Linked DNA regions of Homo sapiens: region 2 is linked to region 1. Evidence: chromatin loops called from intact Hi-C (ENCODE). Cell type or tissue: Calu3. All regions are shown on one strand. Each heading gives the region's core, and the rest is flanking DNA. Links, peaks and the distances in the headings are about the cores only.

What was found. Hi-C counts contacts between places; a loop is a spot of excess contacts. Peaks named below come from ENCODE experiments on the same cell type or tissue, not always from the same donor. Only the 100,000 strongest peaks of a DNase experiment are listed, where the experiment ranks them.
Region 2: it touches region 1 in a loop (5-fold over the local background); 1 of 110 quality-filtered maps calls a loop at or near these places.

The regions. Positions count from the first base shown.
Region 1 is chr2:7,770,488-7,775,870 of GRCh38, reverse strand. No RefSeq gene overlaps it. Among named protein-coding and RNA genes, the nearest start is that of LINC01871, 47 kb to the right of the region's middle. RefSeq lists an enhancer at 2,120-2,169. In Calu3, for the core only: no CTCF peak of the experiment used is centred there; a DNase peak (open chromatin) is centred at 2,270.
Region 2 is chr2:7,937,518-7,942,900 of GRCh38, reverse strand. All of the region lies in intron 2 of LINC00298 (long intergenic non-protein coding RNA 298), which reads left to right. Among named protein-coding and RNA genes, the nearest start is that of LINC00298, 37 kb to the left of the region's middle. In Calu3, for the core only: no CTCF peak of the experiment used is centred there; DNase peaks (open chromatin) are centred at 2,830 and 3,190.

The DNA of each region.
Region 1 (5,383 bases), core at 278-5,277:
CCTCTTGAACACCCAAGTTTGCCACAACTAAATGCAGTAGTTACAGCGTTTTCAGGAAACCATTCAGAATAAAAGGGAGACTTCTATGCTTACACAGTGTGTAATTATCTCTAAAAATGAACCTTCTTTCCTGAAAAGAGGACATCCAGCCAAGAGTCTTGTGAGTTCTGTGTTGGACACATGGGAGAATGAAGTTGCCTGCCTGGCGTACGTCAGTGCCTTTGGATGCATTTTTTAACTTTAAGTTTGATATCATATTTATTTTTCCTGATTACAAAAGTATGAAAATTTGTAAATCATAAAATACAAGCAAGAAGGGCCTAAAAAAATAGTTGAAGGGCCTAAAAAAAAAAAACAGATCTTGTTGGTGCATTTTGTGTGCCATTTTCACTATAACATCTCTATTATTAAGATAGAAACCTCTCTCTCTCTCTCTCTCCCCTCCCTCCCCTCCTTCCCCCCACAACCCCCCCACCCCGCCACACACAGCAGAGGCTGCTCTGTTTTGCTTACCTTTCACATTTTGCTCATCCTAAAAGACTCAGCTCACATCCCACCTTCCCACTGAAGCTTTCCGTGAGTTGCTGTTAATGCCTTCTTCGCAACTCTCCCTTCCACGCTTAAACATGTATTGCAGAAATGGTTCACAGCTTCCTTACAATTATTTTAAGTTCATCTCCTATACTAGATTGTAAATTTCATAAAGGTAGGATTGCATAGCATATTTCCTTGTACTTTTTGTGGCAGTGGAATTTTCCTATGAAGGAAGAAAAAGTGTGGAGGTTAAGAGCTGGCTAAAATGACATTGGATCAATTAACAATGAGTCCAAAGACTCAACGCAAGACAGACAATAACAATTCAAGTTCGTTCTTTTCATGGAAAGGAACTTGATAAGATTTCTTGTGGAATTTTTTATTTTATATACTTGTCACACTGAAAATTTAATATGTATTTTTCTAGCTGTTTAATATCTGATGCTCCTATTAGATTCAATTTCCAGAAGGCAGGCCCCTGATTGTTTTGCTCACCTGAGCAATGTCTCTTCAGCACCCAGCGCAGGCCCCATGAGCACAAGTACTCACAGAATAGAGAAACGAAGGCATGCCCAGCACCCTAGAGGAAGGACTGTCATAAAGAAAGAAAGAAAGAAAGTCACATTTCTGAGAACTACTGTGTGCATGTGTGCATCAGAGTGTCCTAATGTCAAATCACCTCTGTTGAGTCCCTCATAGGGTAAAACTTTCAGGGAGGGCCAGGATGTCTGCAGAAACGTTTCAGGTCCACATTTCTCCAAAGATAGAATGCACAGCTTTTAGAGACAGCTGACCTTCCATTGCTAGGGGCTTCTTAGTGGAAGTGTGCTGGAGACCATGGCTGGGGAACTGGGCTCAGTGAATTGCCATATCCTTTTCTAAACAAATGATTTTAGAATTTTATGACCAGGTGTTACCATAGTAAGACCTGCTCAGTAAAAAAACAAACAAACAAACAAACAAAAACAAAAAACACTATAGGGCTCTATCCAAGGTGCTTGTCTAACTCTCTAACCCCAGTTTCAATTTCTCGCCCTTAGGGGCAAATTGGCAGGTTGTCCCCTGCTCCTCCTGGCCCACACAGCCTTGCTTATTTGTCTCTGTGTGATTTCCTTCTGAGGTATGGCCTCAACATTCCTCTCAACATAGAGTCTGGAGAGCCACATCTGTAGACCTGTCTGGGCTCATGGGAAGTTGACTTGCGCTGTGAAGCTCTTGTAGGGCCACCTGCCACACCCCTCTGATGACAGGGGTCACTCACTGGGCTTGAATCTTCCCTTTATTTCTAAATTCACTTTTTTCTTCTCATTTGTCTGCATTTCCTTTTCTTCTATTGTCATGGTTCTCAGACTTGCAGGTGCTTCAGATCACCTTTGGCACTTGTTAAAACACAGCTTGCTGGGCCCCAGCACCAGAGTTTCTGATTCAGTAGGGAATTTGCATTTCTAACAGATTCTAGGTGATGCTGCTGTGGCTGGCCAGGGGGGCCCGCCTTGAGAGCCACTGCTGTGCTGTGACCCAGGGTGTAAGAGAGAAGCACCTACTGACCATGGACCCATGGCCAGGAACTCCGCATGGAAAAGGACAGCAGGGGTAGCCGCCCACAGGGAAGAAGCGAGCTGCTGCCAAGTGAAACCTGTGGCCAGCCCCACCTTTCTTAGCAATTCAAGCTCTGAATCAAAGTTCAGGCCAACCTTGGGAATTGTGGTTTTTAGCAACTTTGCTGAAACCAAAAACATTGCCCAACTTGAAGTGTCAAAAGCCTGCATCAAGCACTGGCTCTTCCTCTTTTCTTCCGTAGGAGCCTCCACTCCTCCGTATATGAAAGTTTCAACTGCTGTCGTCCTGAGGGTTTGGCAAGGAGGGACATTCCACAGTTGTGAGATGACTGTGTTCTAGAGAGTTGACAATGCGGCATTTGTGTGTGTGGCGACTTCCTCCATAGAAAAACTCCAGAGAGCCTCCCTTCCGATGCTGCTGATACCCTTCCTTCCCAAGGTTCAGAATCAGGGAGTCCATTTGAGCAGAATCTTAAACAATATCACACACTTATGGAGCCACATCAAGCTGGGACATGCCACTGGGTCTAGAAAAAAATTTTGAGAAAGTATTGCTGTCATAAAGCTGATGTGTTTTGCTGTGTTAGAAGGCAAGATAATCTTGCAGAGACACAGAACCAGATAATTCCTTTTAAAGCAAGGTCATGAATAATATATATAGATAGCCATAGTCGCTGAGGGAAGATAGCAGAAGAAATAAATAGAAGAGCTTTAAAAATTGGAAAGAACTTCATAAGAACAGCAATCTGGGGCCAGTCTTGGGGGAAATTTACTCTTGCAATCTAAAATGTCTGAGGGTAGTATTAGGCATGCTGTAGTGGATGTAATGTTCCAAATTCATGTGGGTCACCTTGAATTATAAGCAGAAGGCTCAACTAGGTTCACTATTCTCAATTTGAGAAGGCAAAGACATGCATACTCCATTCTATTAAGATTTCTACAAAACTAGAGAGGGGAGTATGGCTTAGCGATTAAAAGCCAAGAGTGTAGAGCCAGGCTGCCTGGATTTGAATACCAGTTCTTCCACCTACCAGCCATGTAATTCTAGGTAATCTATTGGATGTCTCTGAGCCTCAGTATTGTCATCAGTAAAATGGAAAAATGATAGTTCCTACTTTATGTCGTTTTTAGGAAGACAAAAAGCTTCAATATATGTAAAGTGCTTTGAATGGCACATATTACAACGTTGTTTATTAAATATCTGCTATAGTAGTTAATGAAGTACTGTAGTTATTTGTTAAATAAATACTCGAAGTTGAATTTTAGATGGGTCATGCTTTTAGCCATAACATTCTGTTATGGAGAGAATTCCTATGCTGTGGGAGCTCCATATTTTCTGAAACTGGTAGGAAATCAGAAGTCTTGGCTGTTATCCTCTAAGTAGAGAGAACATGGGCCTTGGAGTCCAACAGGTTTAGGTGCAAATCCTGGCTGTGCCAGTTCCAGTTCGATGACCCTGGGCAAGACGACCACCCTCAGTGAACTTCAGTCTTGTACTCTCTGACATAAATGTCAATGATTTAATTAAAGCACCTGATAAAATTTGAAATATTCACGAAGCCATCTCTAAGTGGGGGCTCATGTCAGTGTGGGTGGCAGGCAAAAGGAGTTATTACTGTAAGCTGAGGAAAGCATGGCAAAGCAATACATGCTGAGAAGCCTGAGGTGTGAACGGGGAAGGGCCCAGGGCTGAAAATCACCCGGACGACATCTGCTTTGCCCTCCTCCTCTCCAGGTGTGGCATTGGTGAGAGCACCCACTGCATGGATGCTGACCACCTGCCTGGCAGCCTCTCAGCACATTCCAGTCTGTTTTGTGAAATCAGGTGCAGATAAAAGCCATACTGAGAAAGCACCCAGAGGCCTGAGCTTTTGCCCCATCGTTGACTTAACTGACTGTGAACTTGGGCAAGTCACTTTTCTTTTCTGATGTTCTTTTATTCTGTCTGCAAAATAGCATGCCTGAGGCCCGTTCTTGTTCCAAGCCTGCTAAAATCAATTGCCCTGCCCAACAAGGCTGTGCATGAGCTTTAATTGCTCTGGGGTGTGCTGCATTGTTCTTACCTAGCTTTGTTTGTCTATGTGCTGGCTTAATGAATCTTCATCATGTAGCCTCTTCAGTTTTCTAGCCTTTGTATTTATGTCCATCAGCCCTTGCCATGGAAGGCCAGCACCTGGCCACATCGTCCTCCCTCTGTCCAAATCTCATGTCCCTTCGCCAGTTCCCTGAGTGCTGTCATCAAGGGACAGTTTAGAATTTCAAAATACTTTAGACAACAAAGGAAAACTAGGATATGGCAAAATCACATCTAACAAATATATTTCTAAAGGGTGTGTGAAGGAAAACCCAAAGGTTAGGTTAGAAATTTTAAGCCTTATTTCATCATTATTTGCACCTTATCTTCATCATCCATAGGATGGGGACAAACAAAAGCAATCTAGCAGAGTGATCTGTACAGTAAGGTCGCTAACTTGTGGTTTTTGAGTATAGTGACTTTTGCGATTGAGTTGATCATTTTATTATTTTCTTTATATGTTTTTACTTTTCTTAGTTAATGTCAATATAGATTATAAGACAAAGTGAGCTTTGGAATATCTCACAGGAATTATTGCAGTGTGGAGGCTATGGAGGGGTAGAACCTGACAGAGGGCTTGCTCTGCTGACCCTTGGCCAGCGGGGACCCAGACAGAGCACTGGATTTGGGTTTGGGAAAGGTGGACTGGGATCCTGGTCCCATCACATGTTAACGATGGGGGATGGTGCAGTTTTCCCGACCTCGGAGCTTCAGCTTCTCATTTGAGGATGAGTAAAAGTGGTGATCTGCTGGCCTGCTATGAATCTCACATGGATGAGGAAAGTTAGATCATAGAGGGAGTCCATCCACCATTCCTTAGATACAAATGAAAAGGCTGCTGCGGGTTCTAGAATAATTGTTGCACCCGCTGCCAGGATCTTAATGGAATGTGGGTTTTCCCCTACTTTTCAAGGTTTTCATTTCTGTTTTCACTACAGTACTGAGAAGAAAAAGCCCAGATCCTCAGAGCAGCAATCATAGCTTTTCACAGCCTTTTCCATGGCTGTTTTTTTTTTTTTTTTTTTTACTTAAAAATTGTCTTGAAAATGCAACAGATATAATTTTGTTTTCTTTTGCAAGTTAAAATTCAAATACTTTCTAAATGCAAAAATGTTCACATGCTGTCCTGTTTGTTGGCAGCTGCAGAGTTACCAATATTTAGGGGAAAGCACTACATAATCTGAGGTTTTTACTTTTTTTCATCTAGTGAATTTTC
Region 2 (5,383 bases), core at 231-5,230, 170 kb before region 1:
GTGATGGCCTTCCACATTGTCTGTCAGTCATCCATCTTTCAGCTTAAACCACTCTGTGTCCTTCTACCATTCAGAAGCACTGTCTAATTCCAAATTTGCAAATTTGCAAATAAATTTTTTAAGTGCCAGGTGAAAATTTACTTGCATAATTTAAAAATGTAATAGTTCCACTAACTATTATAGAGATTATCAAAGATATAAATGCCCCACCTTTTATGGCAACTGCAGGTACAAGTAATCAAAACGCAGATCAAATTTCCCTTTGCTTTTGTAATATTTTTTTTCTCATGTGAAGACCCTTCCAAAGGCGATTTCAGAAACAAAAGCAAATTTTAGGAAACTCATATGTAGGGTTGAAGAAGATGATAAAATCTGATGACAACATGGTTTGTTTGTTTGTTTGTTTGCTTGTTTGTTTTGGCCAGAAAATAATATTTCAAGAAGCTGATCAGGAAATTCAATATAATCCTGAAGTGTGGAAAAAATAAGTTATACCATGAAACATGGTTTGTACTTGAACAAATCAAATTTGAAGAGCAATTCTCAGAGTGCCAATGTTTAGTCAATAAACTTGTCTGTAATGCTAATATTGAGCATAATTTTCAATTAACAAAGAACAGAATAAGTTAGATGTGCAGAAGCTATGTTTTGAGGTAAAGAAACAGAGACTTTAACTGTAAGGAATTGTGTAAGGAAGTTCTGTAAAGCAAGGAACTATTAAGAAGAGCCAAATCACATGTAATAAATATAGTTAAACAAGTATAAAACATAATTATTTCAGATTAGCCACAATTAATGTTTTAGTAGTCATATGTCTCATGCAACAGTTTCTTTTATTTCAGTGTACATATGTACAGGCAATTAGAAATAACTCAAATTTAACTGGGTGTTCTATATTTTTATTTGCTAACTCTGGCAACTCTACCTCACTGATACTTAAGGCCTATAAATGTTACTGATATAAAGGACAAGTTATCTGATTTCTTTTCTCTATTAGCCATGAAAGAACATGTCATACTGCTTCTGACAACCCAATTCAGTGCAAAACATGCACTTTAATGGCTAGAGAAGTGGAGAGGAGGGATGGTTGATTCTTTTGAATTCTAAGCTTTCCTGGTAATGAACGAGTTGACTGGGAGGAAGTTAGTTCTCCTTTCCAAGTTTAGAAATACTACAGTGAAAACAACGTATTTTTAATACTTCACTGCTTAAAACAACAACCACAAAAAATGGCTGTCTGAGCTGTATGGGAAAAGGAAGGAAAGAAGGAAGGAAGGAAGGAAGGAAGGGAGGGAGGGAAGGAGGGAGAGAAGAGAGGGAAAAGAGGCAGCAAAGCTCTGCCTTCTCAGATCTCATATCAAGTTTTTTGTTTGTGTCTTTCTTTTATGTTATTAATTTCAAATACGTAAAGTTACTTAAACTGACATAAGAAACCATACTCTAGTAGATGTAACCAGGTTAATAATTAAATCAGAGTAATTTTAGTAAAATACATCATTTTTAGTTATGAGTATTGAAATGCACTTCAAGCTGCCCATTAAAATATAATATGCTCTTATAGGATTTCAAATGTTTTTCAATCAATATAGTTCTAATAAGTGGGTCTGAAACAATTGTAAATTTCAGCCAGCCCACTTTAATATTGGTTCTGGTATCATACTTTCTTACATAGAGAAGTCCCAACTGATGATTCTAAAATCATAGACTATATTTTATCTTTGGTACCAATAAGCATTTTTTCTTGCCATATGAATATATTCATTATCTGATAATGATGCTAATTTTTGTTTTTATTTGTTGTGGAGGAATGTCAAATTAATGAACCGGTTACCCTTCTCAAAGACTCTCAACACATGTTCCTTACAATTGTCAAAGTCAGAAAAGGTTCTTTAGATGTCACATGCAAACACTTCCTAGATTTCTTTTGTGTATGTGAGATTATCCCCTTGCTTTAACCTGCCCGTCATCTTTGATGACATTGAGCATGAGCTGTTTTCCCTGGATAGAGTAGTTTTCTGTTTATCTTGTAGAGCTTAGGTCTCTATTGGGACCACTAAGGACTTATAATGGCCTGGCTTTCAGGCACAGAGGGACAGACTAAAACATAATTCTGTCAGATAAAAACAAATCCGCATTTAGGTAAGAAAAGATATTTTTCAGAAGGATTTTTGCAATAAGCGGGGAAGAGACTACTGCTGTAGAGAGAATGCTCCAACCATAATATCTACAAGTCAGAAATGAATTTTCTTTTATAGCGGGATGTAAGTAAGGCTAGAAAGAAACAGGTACAGGGGATAGGTGTGAGCAGGTGGCGTGGTGGTTCCAGCGCTTGGGGATGGACCAAATTTAGGGTCCTGTAGGGGAGGAGGGAAGCTTAAATAGTTTGATTAAGGCAAGTTAGCAGGTGTCTTGTCCAGATTGGTCAATGGGTACAAATAATTCAGTTAATCATTTATGGGGCAATGAATGGAATTTGGAGGGTCTATGTCTGGCTGTGTCATAAGCAAATAAATAGGCACCTATGAGTCTTCTCTAAGTCACAGGAGGAGAAGTGCTTCTTTGCAAAAAGCCTTTCCCAGAAGACAAAACGTGAGGAGATTTCTTTACTCTTTCCTGTTTTCTAGTATCACAGGGCTTGGGTAAATCGTCAATCTCATCTTGCAGTAAAATAACTAAGTAATAATTAACCAACTAATCTATACATCCATGTGAGCTAGAATGCAGAAATATAATGTACTTCCTGTAAAAATGAAGCTAAGCTATTTCATGTCCAAGCCTTAGCATACTGACTTGCAGTAAGCTCTAACCTCACTCCCTGGCCCTCCAAGCACACTCTGCACTCTGGCTACATGGACACAATCATAAGACCTTTCTCTACCTCAGGATTTGTCTTCATCCTGTTCTCCATGAACAGCCCTCTCCTATTTCTCTGACTATCCAAATTCCACCCATTCTTCAATATCCAGCTCAAATGCCACTTTTCCCCCTAAATTTTCTTGGTAGCTCATTTTCTCCCTCCTTCCTCAATCAGACCATCTAGCACACTTTTGTATTGAGCACCTACCATGTAGAGGGGCCAATGCTAGTTGGGCTTTCTTTTTATGCTCATTGTTTTACTCGTCATTTGAGTATTACTCACAGTTCATGGTTTATGATTCAACTTTTGTTGTCACATAACCAGTGGCATGCTGGTTAATGTTTAGTAATAGCCTCTGTGGGGCGTGTGTGTGTGTGTGTGTGTGTGTGTGTGTGTGTGTGTGTGTGTCTTCTGATTTGTAGCATTTTCTAATTTCAGTGGTGTAAGCTACTCTAAATTTGGAAAGGAATACGTAGAATTGGTTCTCAGGAGCCTGTATGAGCCAGCCCCAGCATACCACTATACTTGACTGTGTAAACGATGTTTAAATAAGAATGTGAATGCCTTGTTTACCTCACCAGATGACAAGACTCTGTAGGACAGGTAGTAGTTTACCAACTAACAATAGTAATAAGGACACTACTATTTACTGCATGGATATTCATTGAGTAAATGAATGAAAAAATAAGTGAATTGAAACATGTTCAATATAATGTATAATTGATCATGTTTTCCCCAGTGGCTTGCTGAGAGTCTTGCATTCCATAGGTACTGAAGAATATCTGCTCATTTGCTGAATGAGGCACTGCTTTTATGGGGTTAATTTCTGTTCACTGGCTTTAGGCTTCATCATGAAATACATATGTAGCATGATTCTGTTAAAGCAGATAGGTAGCATCTGGATCCACTCCCTTGCCCTTCCGTCTTTCTTGTAGAGGCTACCTGTGTTTGATGTCCTCCATTTTAGCCACTTGCTTCAGGAGAGTGCCCAGTCTCATGTGTGTCGTGATTGGTTCAAGCCCATCACAGTAAATGTTTTGCCCTCACTGCTGATTGATTGGCTGAGGCATGCCCATATGCTGGCAATATGGCCAATGACACTGACAGAATGCAAGCCAGGGGGCTTGTGGGAATTTTCTCTCATTTCTCTCATTTAAAAATTGAAGTCAAGGAGAGAATTTGCCTCCTCTGACTTTATTTGCTGTATAGGGATGTGTGCTGCAGGGGTCCGTCCTGTGATCACAAAGGAAGGGAGCTTGAGGACAAAAATCAGCACATTAAGTATGGGGAGCAGACAGGAGGAATGAACCTGAGTTCTTGGCAATGCAGTTGAGCAGGAGAATGGACTAGCCAAGGAATTCTCCTGTCCCTGAGTATCTTATGCAGATAATGAATGCTTTTATTGCTCAAGTCACTTTTACCTACAATGTATCCTGGACATATTAGTATTGCTATGATGATGATGATGATGATGATGATGATGAACACCATTGTTATTATTTTGTTAAAAGCTGGCCTTGTTGCCTTATTAGGAGCAAGGAATGCAGACAGATGCTTGAGTAGGTGAGAGCTGGTAGTGCATCCTCAACATGGTTTACAAGTGAGGTGGGAGTATTACTGACTGATAGTTGGATTTGAAATGGACTGTCTCAGCATTGTAGAATGGAGTCCTAAGTGCAGAATCTTCAGGGCTGTATTTGACATTTTTAACTAAGCAGTCTGATTAAGAGAGAGAGCAGATATGCAGATATGCAAACAGGAAGGCAGAGCTGCCCCTTATAAAATTCTGCCCTGGTGATATCAAGTCCAGAGCAATTTGAGAAACAGATGAAGAACACAATCGTAAGATATCTAGTAAGTCTGCTCTTGGAGGGTTATGCACCAGAAGGTAAGATATATTCCACTAGTGTAATGCCAAGTGTAAGAATATTTCTGTACCCAAATCAGCATGCCCACTGTATTACTCAGAATTCTCTAGAGGGACAGAACTAATAGGATAGGTAGATAGACAGATAGATAGATAGATAGATAGATAGATAGATAGATAGATAACAGATAGATAGATAGATAGATAGATAGATAGATAGATAGATAGAGCATAATAAGTATTAACTCACAAGATCCCACAATAGGCCATCTGCAAGCTGAAGAGCAAGGAGAGCCAGTCCGAGTCCCAAAACTGAAGAACCTGGAGTCCGATGTTCAAGAGCAGGAAGCATCCAGCAGGGGAGAATGATGTAGGCTAGGGCCACAAACCCCCTAACTGTCACCAGAATTGGTGGGTGGAGAAGTAGTAAGGACTTCTTTTGCACAGTCAAATCATGGATATAGGAACAGAGACTCAAATCATCCATCCTTTGTAAAGTCACCTTGCATTTCTGTCCCACCATTTCAAGCACAGATTTAGCACCATCATTTGTGGCAGCTTCTGGTTTCTAGATCAGTATTGTAAAATTACAGGTTATCCAGGAACGTAAAAGATATATTTTTTAAAAGTTGTAAAAGAGCTTACCACTCCTATTTAAA